Regions from separate parts of the Mus musculus genome. Here region 1 is linked to region 2. Evidence: chromatin loops called from intact Hi-C (ENCODE). Cell type or tissue: heart. All regions are shown on one strand.

What was found. Hi-C counts contacts between places; a loop is a spot of excess contacts. Peaks named below come from ENCODE experiments on the same cell type or tissue, not always from the same donor. Only the 100,000 strongest peaks of a DNase experiment are listed, where the experiment ranks them.
Region 1: a loop joins it to region 2, with 9 times the contacts of the local background. A loop is called at or near these places in 10 of 42 quality-filtered maps.

Annotation. Positions count from the first base shown.
Region 1 is chr19:58,465,911-58,473,910 of GRCm38, reverse strand. No RefSeq gene overlaps it. Among named protein-coding and RNA genes, the nearest start is that of Gm41876, 14 kb to the right of the region's middle. In heart, no CTCF peak of the experiment used is centred here; no DNase peak of the experiment used is centred here; H3K27me3 peaks cover 318 bases.
Region 2 is chr19:57,920,242-57,928,241 of GRCm38, reverse strand. All of the region lies in intron 26 of Atrnl1 (attractin like 1), which reads right to left. Gm52385 (a long non-coding RNA gene) reads left to right here and starts at 2,133. Exons shown (of 3, transcript XR_003952873.1): 1 at 2,133-2,917; 2 at 5,564-5,786. In heart, no CTCF peak of the experiment used is centred here; no DNase peak of the experiment used is centred here.

The DNA of each region.
Region 1 (8,000 bases), 550 kb before region 2:
TTGTAATAAGTGTTCTTCTGGTCAGATGTGGCTAAAAGTCAAGCCAAAACAACAAGGAAAACCAGGAAGCATCAGGGTGACGTTCACCTAGAATCTGCAGAAAGAAAAAAACTCTGAATTTTCTTTAACTCCCAGTAAGATCAGTGAAGCAACAACGTGATCCAGCTCCTGCAAAGAGTATTTTTTTTTCCAGAAAAAGATGGGCTCCCAAACCTTTTTTTAAGAGCTAGACATGAAGATGTTTGTCTCCAGCCCCAACACTTAGGAGTCTGAAGCAGGAGTGTCATCAGTGAGACTAGTCTGAACTATGCAACGTGTGTCCACGTATATTGCATACATATGTGAACATGTATTTAAAAGGTTGTTCTAAATGAAGATGTTTCAAATTTTTAATTTCAGATATTTTTAAGGCCTTATTTTTTGTTGTGTTTTGTTTAATTCATACTTTAATCTCTGAAACAAAGGAAATAAAACCTTTAAACGTAAGTTAAAACTTCTCCCCCTTTCCTCTGCATCTTGTTTTCTTTTTTCTTTTTCATTTGTGTGTGTGAGTTTCTGTGTGCGTGTGGTTGTGTGTGCATGCACATGTGATGGGTATGTGGTGTGTGTGTGTGTGTGTGTGTGTGTGTGTGTGTGTGTGTGTTGCATGTGCCTGTTACTGATTATGCACACATGGAGGTCAGGGGACAACTTGACAGTGTTAATTCTCTTCTGACACATGGGTTCCAGAGATTGAACTCGGGTCAGTTTTGGCATTAAGATATTTACTTCGATGCCTACCCTCTATAGCACAAGAGTGTGTCCCTGTTAAACAAATAGAATTTGGTTTTTGGTTCCTTCCAAATTGTTTTCTGTGAAGCACACGTACTTGTTTGTCCAAACGATTTTTTTTTTTTTATTGAAGATCGGTTTTATCACATTCGTGTCTGGTGTGCACTACACTGTGAGTTACCCAGTCCTCATGCTGAGAGCTATTCAGACGTGATGAAGAAATGGTTGCTACCTTCAAGACACTTGAGACATCCATGAGGTGAAACATTATTCTGTAACACTCGGTGGATGGTGATTAATGTCACCCACGCTCAGTGCAGTCTGTATTCAGGAAAGCATTCTCCTGATTGTTGTAGTCTGACACCACCTTTACCTCTGACTCAGGCCTTTGTCATCCATCTGTCACTAGGCATTTTTTTTTTTTGTAATATTGGGTCTTCTACAAATGATTTTGACTGCAAAGGCCTCCTCTGTTTTCTCTCTCAAAGAATCATCCCTTTCTCAACAAGGTGTCAGGGTCACCATGTGGCACCTGTAGACTCTGGTGGGAGTGAGATTCACTTTTCAATGTAGAAACTAAGAATTCAATGCTGGTATTGCACCAGTAAGCAAAGGAGGGATTAATAATCCCCTTACTGCAGCCCAGGTGCCTAGAGATAAGTGTGTTCACTATTGAGAGAGTCTTTGGCTTTCATGGAGAACAGCACACAGGAAAATTATCAGTATTTACAAGTGATTTTGGGAGAACACTAAAGTTAAAGGAATGAAGGATTTCTGTTTTTGGCACCTAGCACCATACCTGGTTCATGGCACTGAATGGAGCAGATAAATGACCATGGTACTTTTTATATTTAATAAGGTTTGGGAATAGAATATACTTAACACATATATATTGAAGGAAGGATTGATGAAAAACTTGTCATGGAATTCAACTGAGTTATGGCTCTCATCTGTAGTCATCATGCTGATAAATATGCTCACAGAAGTTCCAGTATCTTAGTGGCTCGGTTGCTGGTAGGAGTCCCATCACCCAGGATCACTAGATAAGGAATGCAAACTCCCTTCACCTCTTCAGCTCCTTTCTACTCAAGCTTGCAGGTCAGTTTGACTTTGTTAGAGAGATTTCTCCACCGCTTGCTGATGCCCAGCTCAGGGTCCACCTGTATCTGTCACTTGTGTTGTCAAATAAGGTAAACATGAAGATTTCTGTTTGAACTGATACTGTTCTTACATACCTAGCAGCATTATCCATAGCCAAGGGTGAGCAAAGTCTAGAGGAAAGATGGCAGGCACATACACACAATCTTAGTCTTAGAAGGAAGAACATTCTAATATATGTTAGACTATGGGTGGCCTTTGGGACAGGATGCTGGGTACCTGGAGAAGAGCGGGAGATGATCAAAGGCTGGACGTAGAAAGTATTGATGGTTACATAACCATATAAACGTACTTAATGAGGCTCAACTTAAAATTGATCGAAACATAATATGCTGCCAGTTGTGCTTTGCAGCAAATTGCAGAGTGGAGCCTCGTGGCATGCTCCTTGTATGAGTGATCCTTGGCTCACTCAACCAGAAAAGGGAGAGAGGACAAAGGTATGAGAGAAGAAAGGTGCAAAGGAGGAAATAGACTTTTTCCTGGTGAATATGGTGCAAAACCTGGAAGACAACAGTGCAATCCGCATTAGCTTCCGTGCTTCTGACTTCACGGGAATCTATGCTCTGCAGTTGCTGGGCTTCACCAAAGCTCTGTAAGTGCAAGGCTAAGGTCTGTCTGTGCATGTTCAGTATTGAGTAAAATCCTTGTCTTGGAGCAGTACTCGCTGTGTATTTACTGCGTTATTGTGTTTCAACATGAGCGGTGTAGTTCTTACTTGTAAAATGAATGGAGTTGTCTCGAATGGTTCATAGGATGCAGATCTGAGGCAATTAGAGAACTGTGCAAGGTGTCTGAGGGGGAGCAAAGAGTCAGACCTTGGAAATTTATTATCACCACTCAGAGGAGGCATTGGGTTGTTCGAGGTTTGGACAGAGGGAATTGCAAACTCAGCTACGTCATGCCTCAATTATGGTTGGTTCTGATGCCAACTTAACACAGAATAACAGGACCTGAGTAAGAGCCTTACCAGAAGAACTATCCTGACTGACTTAACTGATATGGGAAGACCCACCCCAACGTGGGCAGCACGTTCTAGTAGCACTCCTGATAAAAAGAATATGGTAGACGAGTGATTACCTGTACGAGTGATTATGGTAGACTGGCCTTACCTCCTGCTTCTGAGTTTATGTACCTGTGCGGTGGCGGCGGCTCCTCCTCCTCTTCCTCCCCCTCCCTCTCCTTCATTGACAGCACAGCTAGTATTTCTAGGCTTCCACCAAGGCCTAAGGACCGCTGATTGCGAATGTTGAGGTATTGCACCTTGTAGACTGAGAAAGTGCTAGATAATTAACTCCCCCACTATGAAACTGCTACTGTGGGCTACTCTGACTACTGAGGCACCTACCCCAAGGACAAAGTAACTACCCAGTTCTCAGCCTCTCTAGTGGGAATCCGTTGATGTTCCTATTTTAAAATAAGATGGCTTAATAGATTCATATCTATGTATGTGTGTATACATGTACATACACATACATTGCCTTGGTTCTATTCCTTTAGCAAACCCTAACTAGTATAGCCACCTAGCAGGCAATGTGAGCCTTCATCAAGATAGTCCCATATTACCTGACACATAAAGTAGGAGGAATTGGATGGATGAAGTTGTACATGCCACATGACTGAGAGCTCCCTGTAGGTACTGTGTGAGTTCATACCCAATGTCAGATCTCTGGATTGTTCAAAAGAAGCTGGAAATAGGATTTATTTTTGAGACAGGCTTCTCAGTGTAACAAACCTTAGCTGTCCTGGAATTCTCTAGGTAGACCAGGCTGGCCTTGAACTCCCAGAGATCCGCCTGCCTCTGGCTCCCTGTACTGAGACTAAAGGCATTTGCTACCATATCTGGTTTCATCTGAAATTTTCTAATTGTGTAAGCTGCCTATTTAAAGGTTTATAAAGCTCAGTGCACACAAAAACGTAACAAAATCACTTCTTTTTTTTTCTTTTCTTTTCTCTTCTTTTCTTTTCTTTCTTTCTTTCTTTTTTTCTTTTCTTTTTTTTGTAGTTTTTAATGGGCTGTATGTTCGCATCTGCTAATCTGTCCTAAGGCTCAGGCTGTGCCGGGCAGAACCAGTATCTTCTGTCTCAGTCAGTATCACTGTACCTGTGCATCCGGGAGACCGTCTAATTCAGATCCATCAAAATGGAAAGAAAGGGTGATGTCTCCCGTCTTATAATTAGCCCGCTGTGAGTGGAGTTCAAGGGTCTCCAGGGCCAGGATGGAGGTTTGAATGCACTGAGTGCTGCTGACAGGACCACAGCCCCACAGGCTGGGACAGTAGTGTCAGAGGGCTGTGGTGGATGCTCATTTTGAATCGGTTTTCCTGCAGGTTTCTTGTTGAGCTAGTTAATGTCTTACGTACACTGGGAAGGACAGAATCGTTTTCCACAGCCAGGGGGCGCTAGCAGTCCGCCTTTCGTCTACAAATGGACGCTCTATCATTTGCAAGTCTAAGAACGAATGAGTTTTTTCCCCCACGGTTGCCTGTAAATATTAATACTTTAATATAATAGAAATATTTTAATCCATATGCAGAATGACTGATCTACTTTGCCCAATCGTTTTCTTTATCTCTCTGGTTTTCCTCTTTTTAAACTTTTTGATTTTATGTGGACTGTATTTAGAAAACAGCTGAATTAGAATGTAAATTCTGCAGGAAGGGATTGCTCATGCCAGGTCACCACAGCATGCATTGAAGTGGACAGTCTTTGATTTGAATCTTATCTGGCCCATTTAAGGGTAGACTACACCTCGATGTTGATAAATAACAAAATAATAATAATAAATCCTCTGTCAAAGTAACATAATTTACCCACTTAAAAACCAAACTACTTACTTCCCAGCTGTTAGGGTTGCTCAAGAAGAGGAGAAAGAGGCAGAGTGTCTGACGTTGCCTCTGCTTGTTTCTCTGGCTACTTTGTTCTTGACATTTCCTCTATCGAGGCATTGAAATGTGCTAATTTAGCCCTAATTCTCGGCTGCTCCCTAGGCCCTCCATTCTGCTCTAAGTCACGTTTTTAAAGCACTTAGAGGCATTTACTGGACAGACTTACAAATCTCCATCCTGTTTCCACAGCTCAGTCGCATACAAAAGGCTGAATACCCCACTTCCCTGCTGCCTCCGTTCCCTAAAAATATTGATTGTGGTCAAGGCGGGAGGCAGAGGAAAATTTCTCTCGTGTAGGCAAAAAAGCTACAGAAAAGAAAAAACAACAACAACAACAACCTTTTTTTGAATTGGTTTCTTTCAGATGCTAAATGCCCACTTCCTCTTTCTTATCAGCCACTTTAATGTACTACTGGAAATAAACTTAAACAAGTACCCACACATACTTTCAGTTTCCTGAATATACCAAATGTTGCTGTTTCCCAGATGTACTGACTTCGGGAAAATAGAAAATGTGCTTTATTCCAGACCTTTCTTTCCAATTTGCAAACCCAAGAGAGTTTAAGGGAAATGCAACCCAGATGCTTCTGGGCATTCACACTCCCACGGACTTATCTAAAGCAACCTTTTCCTTTATGACAGTAATTTGATGTCTGTGAAGCTTTTAAAAATAAATCTTGGGACTTCTCTTTTTAAAATAAGGAAACAGAAGTTTCTATGGAGAATATTAAATTAGTATAAACCCTTAAAAACTTATCTTTGGCTTTAAATGTAAAACGTCATTTCGTTAAAAGTGGCTTCTGAACTCACTTCAAAGCTGTCACATTATGTATTTGCTGGTATACTGTCATTCCTTTATGCGTTGTTTCAAGACCCCTTTGTGTAGTGAATCATTCATTCATTCATTCATTCATCCATCCATTCAGCTTATGAGGTATCTGGTCTGCCTGGCTTGCCGTGCAGACAAGTGATGGAGACACAGCAGCAACAGACAGGACCCTGTCCTCATGAAACTTGGTATCTAGGAGAAAAGAGACAGTGAACAGAGCCACAGTCGGATGAGAGCATGCAAGGGGACAGGCAGAGGCGCCTTGCAGGGCAAGTCTCTGGAAAGCTGACCTCAGCCTAATAAAAAGCTCAAGAGCTAGGGCTGGGCAAAGAGCCAGGCTGAGGAAATAGCAGGTATCAAGGTCTAGGGTATGACCCAAAGGAGGCCCAAATGTCTAGGGATTACCAAGTTAAGGGGGTGAGTGCTAGATAATGCTATGATGATCGTGCAATACTACAGGAGGTCCCCACCTGTCTCTTAGGATTCACAGCACCGTCTACATGGAGCCAAAGAGGCTATACCAGCACGACACACCTCTCAGACCAGTGTCTCCAGAAAGGCAGAGAAATGCCTCTGGCTGTGAACTGTTTTAGCTATGTGCAGCTAGATAAAAGCATAAGTAAATGTTTGTGTGGGTGTCTGTACACAGGTATGGGTATGAATGTATGTGTGTGCATCCTTTGGATTTTACTGAGTCCTGCCACACTGTGGCCATTGCTGTAGTTAAGTTCTTCCTTCTCTTAGCTTTGCAGCAACCTCTTCAGTCCCCCAGCCTTGGCCTCTGTTTCCTGGTGTGTGTGTGTGTGTGTGTGTGTGTGTGTGTGTGTGTGTGTGTGTGTAACTGTTTTCTTGCTGGGAAAGAACTGTTTTCTTGCTGGGAAAGGGTCTCCATGCATAGCCCAGACTGGCTTCAAACTTGTAATCCTACTGCCTCAGTGTAGCAGTTTGGATAGGTCTGGCCCCCATAGACTTATGTGTTTGAATGCTTGGCCTATAGGGAGTGCCACTATTAGGAGGTGTGGCCTTGCTGGAGCGGGTGTGATCTTGTTGGAGAAAGTGCATCACTGTAGGGGCAGGCTTTGAGGTCTCCTATGCTCAAGCCATGCCCAGTGTGTGACACAGTCTCCTGCTGCTTGCAGATCAAGATGTAGAGCTCTAAGCTCCTTCTTCAGCTCCCTGCGTGCTGCCATGTTTCCTGTCATGGCAGTGATGGACTGAATGTCTGAGCTATAAGCCAGCCCCAACGAAGTGTTTTCCTTTACAAGGGCTGTTGTGGTCCTGGTGTCTCTTCACAGCAATAAAACTCAAAGACGGCCAGCTTCCCAAGGGCTGTGCTTTCTTTTGGTTTAATAATGTCTCCTGCTGAAGCATCCTAAACAAATTGCCGATAAATGGCTCTGCCATCAGAATCCAGGGCAACCTCTCCCCAAATCTCCCTCAGCAGTCCTGGCCCCTCATTCCTGTGCTGCAGTCATCCAGCTGTGTGCACCTTCTTCTCTTTTACTGGTAACCCGACTTCTCGTGGACTCTGAGAAAGATCACGAACAGGGCCTTAAACATAAAATTGTCAAGTACATAGAGAGAGGAAAAGGTTGATTTACTAGACCTTGAACTGTGACCCTCATGCAGTGTTCAAATCATAACTGCACCACCTCAGAAAGTGATCTCACTTTGGAGAGCAATAAAGTTTAAAAAAAAAAAAAAAAAAAACAAGGTCATTAAGATGGACTCCAGTTTAATATGGTGTTCTTATAAAAAGAAGAACACGCAGAATGTGTGTGTAGAGGCACATACATACACGCATGAGGGTAAGTAAATATGGAGATAGCTCAGTACCACCTTGACCCTTTGTAAATTGCATCATTTGACGACCCAGAACAAAGTAAAAATTAAGACTCTGTATTAAGAGTTTTGAGACCTGTTGAATGTTCACAGCTCAGCACAGACTTGGGAGGAGTCCTCTAAAAATCAGGGGGTCCTGTGTGACTGCACAGGCCTCATCGTCACGTCAGCCCCATTTTGATGATTCAGTGTAGACCTTTGCAATCTTAAACCACCGTCCACTCAGTTCAGAAACTACGTTTAGAATAGTTGTGTGTTGAGCGTTCCCCTGAGCACTTGGATGGACGTGATTGCTCTCCAGGACATAAGAGTCAGCATATGGTAGTGTTCATTGGCTGTGATGCATCATGGGAAAAGAAGACAAGGCAAGTTCAATGAAGAAAAAGATGCATGATATACGGTGCATCAGAACCCAGGCGCAAGGTTCCCAGGGTCCTCTGTTGCAGGTACATGGTCTGTTCTTAAAGGTTCTCCCTGGAGATTCAGTGTCCAAAGGTTCTATTGGAATCTGGAAT
Region 2 (8,000 bases):
ATCCAGCTCTGGTGGGACAGTTTTTGCTTTATCTTACATTTCATTGTCTTGTTTGGTTGTTATCTCTTAGACACCTGCTCTTTATCTAATAAGAAACAGAAAAGGAGAGGAACTGGAAGGGTGTGGAGGAGTAGAGACAGGGAAAACTGTAATCAGAAGGTATTGTATGAGAAAATAATCTATTCTCAATAAAAGAAAAAATGAGGAAAAAAAAAACCCTTCAGATGCCAAGTAAAGGTAAAAAAGAATGTCAGTCAGTGGAAGTGTTTCTGACCGTTTGGATAGCACTGACCATTCAGTCGGTGTTAACAAAAACGCTATTTAAGCTTCTTTCCTGTTGCTGTCATGAAAGTGTGGTGGGGTTGTAAGAACAGCATGAGCTCAGAAAAGTGGGTCACACTGCTTCCCTGCTCAAGAAGCAGAGGATGCTGGGCTCAGCCCCACCCCCCTTCTCCTTTTCATTCAGTCTGGGGTCCAGCCCCGGAAACAGAGCTGTTCTCTTCTTCACAGTCACCTCCATGGCCATCCTAATCCACAAGGTGCCTCTGAGACTCCAGGTCCTGCCAGACTGGCAGCTGAAATTAACCAGCGTCTCCGTGAGTTACCATCTGTACTACAGAATCTGAATTGATTGGCAGATATCTCTCTTCCTTTTTTTTTCTTTCTTCCAAATATCTCTTATTATGCTTTGAAGCAGATTAGAAAAGAATAGGTTTTGAAAGAACCAGGAGTTTTGTCATCTAACAGGTCCTAGCACAGTCAGTTTCTACTTTCCCTTTACCCTGTGCCATACAGATTTCATTCACAAAGAAAGCCGGGGTGTAAACCATCCATCAAAGTAAATAATTTGTCCTTTCATTAATAGTGAGGCTAATTTCCCGTGAAAAATCCTGATTATGTAGATGGCGTTCCTGTGCGTGGTTTTATTCCGTGCCTGGCAGTATTGTTTATTTTGCCCATGAATGATAAAAGAAAGCTGTGCATCACACGTGAGTAACAAGATGTCGGCATGTGTCAGCAAGAATTACGAAGGCGAGTCTCAACTCCTGCTTCCTTCTCAAGAAATCTCACTAAGGGATGGCAGCAGACAGCATTCTCCCTCACTTGGCTTTGTAAAGGACAACACTGAAAAGATTAGACTAGAAATGAGAACAGGATGTTGTCCCTTCCTCTTCTTGAAAGTCTCTCCTTCCGTGATGAATGCATCCACATTTGAGCTTCCTTGACAAAACTTTTTTCTATAATTATTCACTAATTAAATGTATCATGTATGATCTATTATATACCAGTTGCTGTTCCCAGAGCTGATATGGGATGTGATTCTTGACTCTATCCATCAACTTTTCCCACACTATCAAAGACTAGTGGAGCTTTCCCTGGGCACCTGTGGAAGGTGGAGTCAGGGCAGGGGCAGGGCAGCAGCCCTCTGCTTCCTGTGCTGCTTCTTACACACACTGAAGCTAGCAGCAAAGCTGTCAGAGGAATCTCAGGAAACAAAAGACCACCTGCATGGAACACACTGCAGCCTTGCAGTCACCTCTCCCTTCCACCCCCAAATCTACTCCCTCACACCCCTCCCCTCCCATCCCCCACCTCCTCCCTCACACCCCTCACCTCCTCTCTCACACTCCACACCTCCTCCCTCACACCCCTCACCTCCTCCCTCACACTCCATCCCTACCCAGTCCTGGCATTTCTAGCTCTCAGGACTGAAGGTGGAACCCAGGTCCTCAGGCATTCTAAGCAGCCTATAGAAATCTTGTGAATGTTACTTCATGTAATTTCAAAATGAAAGTGTGGATTTAAAGCCCTGTCTTTGTTGACATAGGTGGTATCACTGGCAAAACTGCCAAAGATGACCTCATTTCGAAATAGAAGATTTCACAGGGAGAGATGACGCTTTGAGAAGAGCTAATAAGTAGGCATTGCCTTAGAAAAACATTCTGGGAACAGTAGGAAGTACAAGAAAAATACTGAAAGGCAGTATTTTTGACTTTTTACTTTTGGAAAGTAAAAACAAAACGCGTATTGCCGATTTTATAAATTGTTGGTACTTAAAAATCATGTTTGATGTCCTATACAAGTTGTGCCTATTCAACTTGGCTTACAAAAACAAAATATGTGATCGATTTTTGGGATCGAAAATATAAAAAGGTTGGGTAAATAGAAAGTGGTGAGAAATGTTCCAGAGAGAAAGAGAACGGGAGCCTAATAGAAAGACCTGACACTCGTACACGTCCTCACCACAGTGGGCAAGAACGAGGAGCATGTGCGTTTAATGATTAAACGTGTGTTTCAATCACACAAACCTGAGGTTCTACGTCCCTGTGCAGTAAAACTCCAGTGTCAGCCATGGCTACTATCTCCCAGTAGCCTTGCCCCTGCCATGACCGTACCTGGCATGAACTGCACAATGACCTCACTCACTGTTTTCCAGAAATAGCCATGCAGTATAATAAACACACTGATAGTGCAACCATGAAATACAGTGGAGCAAATGGAATACCAGGGCAATATAACAAAGGAAGCCAGAAAAGGACACGTTTCGTTATTAGCAGCAAGTGTGGAGCTGGCCAGGCAATCCTGAGCTTCAGATGCAAGAAATGGGAAGCCTTCAGAACCTGGAGGGCAAAGAGTGTACTGCTTAGACGGCAACCAAACGTTTACTAAGGTAGCGGGAATCAAGAGGAGATCTTTAAATCCTCAGGAGCAGGAGCAAAACAAAATGGATACATTGTCTTTCAACACAAAGGTTTTCTGTCTATTACTCAGAAAGTCCAATCCTATGGAGTAAGAAGCAGCGGTGAAGCCAAAGCAGGAAAGAAATATGTCTACAATCCTCAATAAAGTAACGCAATGTATCAGAAGGAGCCAGTAACAGCAGTTAATCTCAAACACAATGAATTCCCCTCTCCTAGTAAGTAGCAAAAGGTCAGTTTTGTATGCAGCTTTCTTTAATACAAAAGGCCAGGTGGTTGTAATTTATCTGAGCAAATCAAAATGAGCAGAGGGACGATCTCTGAAAAGGTCATTTAAAAGCTTCGTCCTCAGAATGGATGTGTAATGCCTATGACTCGGCAAAGGCAAAAATGAGAGCCTGGATAACGTGACTTTTGAAACCGGAACTTGAAAGGGAAAAAAGTCACAAGTAGATCAGTGTAGTGTCAGACTCAGCACTTCCCTGTGTAAGCGTGTACCACAGCGTGGAAAATCCAAGAGGTGTGCCACATGACACAGTCAGGACAAGTGTTGCCCACAATACAAGCCACCCAGGGTCCCATGCATCTGTTCCAGTAACTTAGGCCTGGACACTTCTGAGGACGAGGCTTCCACCAATCTTCCAGTCACCCTATCCCCACAAGACATAATCTGCAAAACAAGGTCCCTCCTTTCCGGGACTCTGCATTCTGGGAGTTAACTCTCAATGCTGAAGATTCACTCTGACCAATAACACCTTTACTTTCTGGGTTGAGAAACCCTAATACAGCACAGTGCAGCTAGCTTTGTCCTGAGGTATACAGGAGGTCTGTCTGCTGGTTGCCACGGTGTGGGGGCAAATGAAACCATGTCTGTCACCAGACAAAAACTGGGAAACTGGAACTGATTCAGAAACCCCAATGAATTCTCATCTCATATCTAAGGGCGGTAGGCATTGCATCTACTCCCAACCTGGTTTCTGTCCTGAAACACATGACCATGACACCCCATGGAGAGGACTGTGACAGTCACTTAGAGACAACACTTGAAGTCCTTCCAAATGCAGATGAGGCATTCTCTGATCACAGACCAAGCCAACAGAAAGCATCTGCCTCTAGACCCCAACCCACCCCCAAATATATATAAGACCCTATCCACAGGGAATAAAGCACAAGAGTTGCTTCAGAGACCACCTAGGAGCATCTGTCTCACAGAGCTGTTACGCCTTGGGGAAGAGAATTCCCTCCTGAAGCTTTCTCACTAGAAGCTATTCAAGCCTACTGCAGTCACTTTCCACTAGGCGGCCCTGATCCTGGCTCCAAGCAGCCCAGTGGCAGCTACAGAGGAGACCTGGAAGTCCACCTTGCCCCAATACCCCCGCCCCCCACTTTGAAGAGCACAACTCTTTGGCTGCTCTGGCCAGGACAGAGCCCCACAGGTCTCCATGGCTAGTGTCCAGTCCACAGCCCCGCATCATGGCTGTCTGTGATTATAATATCAGAGTTCTGTGAGAAATGCTTAGATCTTCAAAGACAGGTAAGTGATCCAAATACTGACGATTTCCTCATAGTCAATATGCTAAATATTGAAATGTGTTATTTTGTTATTAACTAACGGAGTTGCTTTTAATTCAACATGAGAAAACTTTAAAAAGGTTAAAACATTTCTTTATCAAGTCATCTGCTAATTATCATTTAAAGTGTCTCCACTGGGAAATACCTAGGATATTCATTGACTTATTGCAGTGATCTATGAACACACAGTTTTGCCTTTAATATTTTGTGAAAGGAACCACAACTTACTTTTTTAAAGCAACTAAACTTTGTTGTTTTAATGTTAAATGTGAAGGATAGTTTGATAGAGAACAGGTTATTTCACCTGGTGTAAACTGCCTTCTTTTCTGGAACACCATTCAAAGCACAAAAACAAGAATATATGAGAGGCAGTGGTCACATCAGACTCATGGCAAGAGTTCATTTTGAAAGTTAAAGTTAAAGGGATTCAAGAGGTTAACCCGTCCTGTATTACAGCCTGGTGAAACCACTCTGCCTTCTCCGGCAGATGCGGATGGTCACCGGGCATGAAATCACCCATTGATAAGGGTCCAGAATTACTACTTCTTAGCAAGTCTCCTCACACATACTGTTGGTTTCTCACACTTAACAATAAACACCTATTTTTCCCTTGTGATCTTTTCGGAACATGAAAATTGAGAAAGATACTTCAAACTTAATTTACAAAAATTTCTTCAAGTACACATTAAGTATTTGAACAATTTCTCACACCTTCAACTCAAACAGATGGACGACTATTGTAGCACTTTTCATTCATTATTTATGCAACAGAAATCTGTGATCTACTCTGTTCTGGGAAGAGAGCCAGGCATGTGGCCTTTCCCTCAAGGGGCTTACTCTCTTTCACGAGTAGGGCAAACGTGTTTCTAGTGGAAGTTTTCAGTGTTGGTTTTGAAGGTCTCTCTTGATATATAAAGAGCGCACACACCACTGAAGACTTATTTAGAATGTGACAGAGCATTTCTCACAATCCAGACTAATTTGGATTCTTTTCTAAGACAAGGTGACAAGGTGGATTTTATTTTGTTTTTAAATGTATTCTTCTGTTGCTAGCTCTAACTTGCAGCCTCAGGTGTCTCTTAGACGAACGATTAAGACCAGAATTCCCTAGTTAGCACTGGTGTGAGGTGTGATAGTCTTCATATTGGCATTTAAAATTTTTAACTTTTAAAATTGCTATCCTAATTTATCTTTGAGGATAGAGTTCTTTCTAAACTGCTGGTCTTATGATAGGTTAAAGCTCCCTACATACGGCCCTTTGTATTGACCTCCTATCTCATTCCCTGGATCAGACAGGCAGAGAACCATCAAGACTGCTAACTACTGGAGATCCGAAGCAAATCCTAAACGTCACTCATCTGTTGACCCAGGCTTCTTCATCCACCAGGCCACCTTCCCCGGGGTGATGGAGACAGAGTGGAAAAGCTGTATGGACTTAAGAACACAGACCTTAAGTCTACTCGGGAGTCATGACTAGTCTCAGGGAACAAGAACGTCCACACACACGAAAACAAGGTACACTTGCCCTTATTTTCAACCCTATGAAATCACACTTTACTCATTGCTGTACACACAGTGTATGAGGAGTCAGGCTCTAGCAACATTTATGAGGTGGCTCTACTTCATCTTGGTCAGTGGCTTTGATTCAGCCTCACGGTTCATGGTTGCTCTACACAGTTTTGTAGCTCCTCTCTCTGAGTCTTCACCGCTTTACCTAGTAACTGGTGTTTTCCCTGAATTAAATGTCTTGTCACATTTTTTCAATCAGCAAATACTTATGATCACATAACAATTAACATATAGTTTCCCCTTTTTCCTGTACAATTTCTTTCTTTCTTTTTTTTTTTTTTACTAATTTTACTCGAAATTTTTATAACCAAGACATTTATTTACTGTAACTTGCTCTACTGTGTTCACATGGTATCCCTGAGGTGCCTGCTCTTCTCTGAAGTGAAAAAGAGGAAGAGTGAATCTGTGAGAGATGGGAGCAGACTTAGGAAGAGTGGAGGGAAAAAAAAACTACAGTCAGGATGTAATGTACGAGAGAAGAATTAAAAACAAACAAACAATAGGAAAAGTACCTCAAAGGAGTTGCCAGTGAAGTAACATAACTTGAGTTGAGCCTTTAGAAGTTTTGTCCAGTCTAGTGACCAGGGAATATTTTTGGTTAAGACTAAAGTCAACTTAAAACAATGAAGGTTGGTTTAGGGAATTTATCTGAAGAGTTTTCAGCTTGCAAAAGTAAAATAATTTGCATTTTTGGATGTAAAACTAAGATTTGTAAACAGATGTGATCTTTAAACCAGAACGTGGTCACGTGAGGAGACATTACTGCACTATAGACATCCCTTTGTAAGTGGGACTTTTTCTTTAATTGAGGTGTTTTTCTACATTTTTAATTAAAGTTACATAACAAGGGCATTTATTGGACATATAACATAGAAACTTCTGCATATAAAATCCAAATTGCTTAGCATGAGGCTGACAAGAAGGCCCAAGTACTCATCAAAACTGTTCCCTGGCCCCTGCTTTAATAAACAGTGGCTCCATTCTCCAGACTCTACTCTCAGGCACATAGCCAAGCCCAGACCCTGGTGGTACCAGGGACAGGGATCACAGGCAGGTAAAGTTAAAGTGGAAACCTTTCCATGTGTGTGTGTGTGTGTGTGTGTGTGTGTGTGTGTGTGTGTGAGAGAGAGAGAGAGAGAGAGAGAGAGAGAGAGAGAGAGAGATCTATTTATTTATTTGTGCCCAGGCACAGTTCCTTGAGGGATGTCAGGGGAGGAACTCAAGCAGAAGGAGAGGCAGAAACAATGATGTCTAGTTGAGGGGCAGACAGTGTGATGAATCAGAGAAAGATTTGACAAAATGAGTCAGAGATAGGATACACCCATCTCAGGAGAAGAGCCGTTTAAGAGCAGTGCAGGGAGCATGACAGCAGTTCAGTCAGCTTTAGTCAGTCAGGGGGGAGTCAGTGCAGTGCAGTGCAGTGAGTGCAGTGCGGTGAGAGCAGTGCAGTGCAGTGCAGTGCAGTGCAGTTGAGTTCCTTAGTGAACTCAAGCAGTTCAGTGCAGGTCAGCAGAGGCAGGTGAAGCCAGAGAATAAGAAGGAGCCAGAGGATTAGAACAGAGTTAGTTCAAGGCCAAGCAGATCAATTCAGTGAAAAGCTGAGGGGGGAGTCAGACTGAATCAGTCAGCTTGATAAAGAGTTTGAGCCAGAAAAGTTGACTTGAACTAGCCAGCCAGAGTTCAGAAAGAGCTTAAAAAAGGGGGGTGGGGGGCGGGTGAGCTTATATACAGCAGTAAGCCTCTGAGATGATAATTATGTCTGGTGAATAAAAGTTACCTTTACATTGAGGTTACAAATGAACATCCATCCCGGGCTTTCATGTGAATGTTGACAATCCACCCTTTCTTTTAAATTAGGTACTTTAGATGACACATTCAAGCCACCTTCCCACAGAACCTGTGCACCCTCAGTCTGGCTCACCATTTCTCTAAGTATGGTCTGTATTATCAAAGTGTAAATGGATCACATCTTTGCTTTAAGAAGTATGTCCAGTTTCTGTTTCTCTACAATTACTCTATCTTAGGACCATGACTGTAACACACTTGTAGGCAAATACAATTTATCACAATACACGTAATCATGGCTGCACCCATTTCTCAGGTCAAGGGGATTTTGAAATTAATTCAAGTGCCATTCTCATTGGGACCACCATCTCTTAA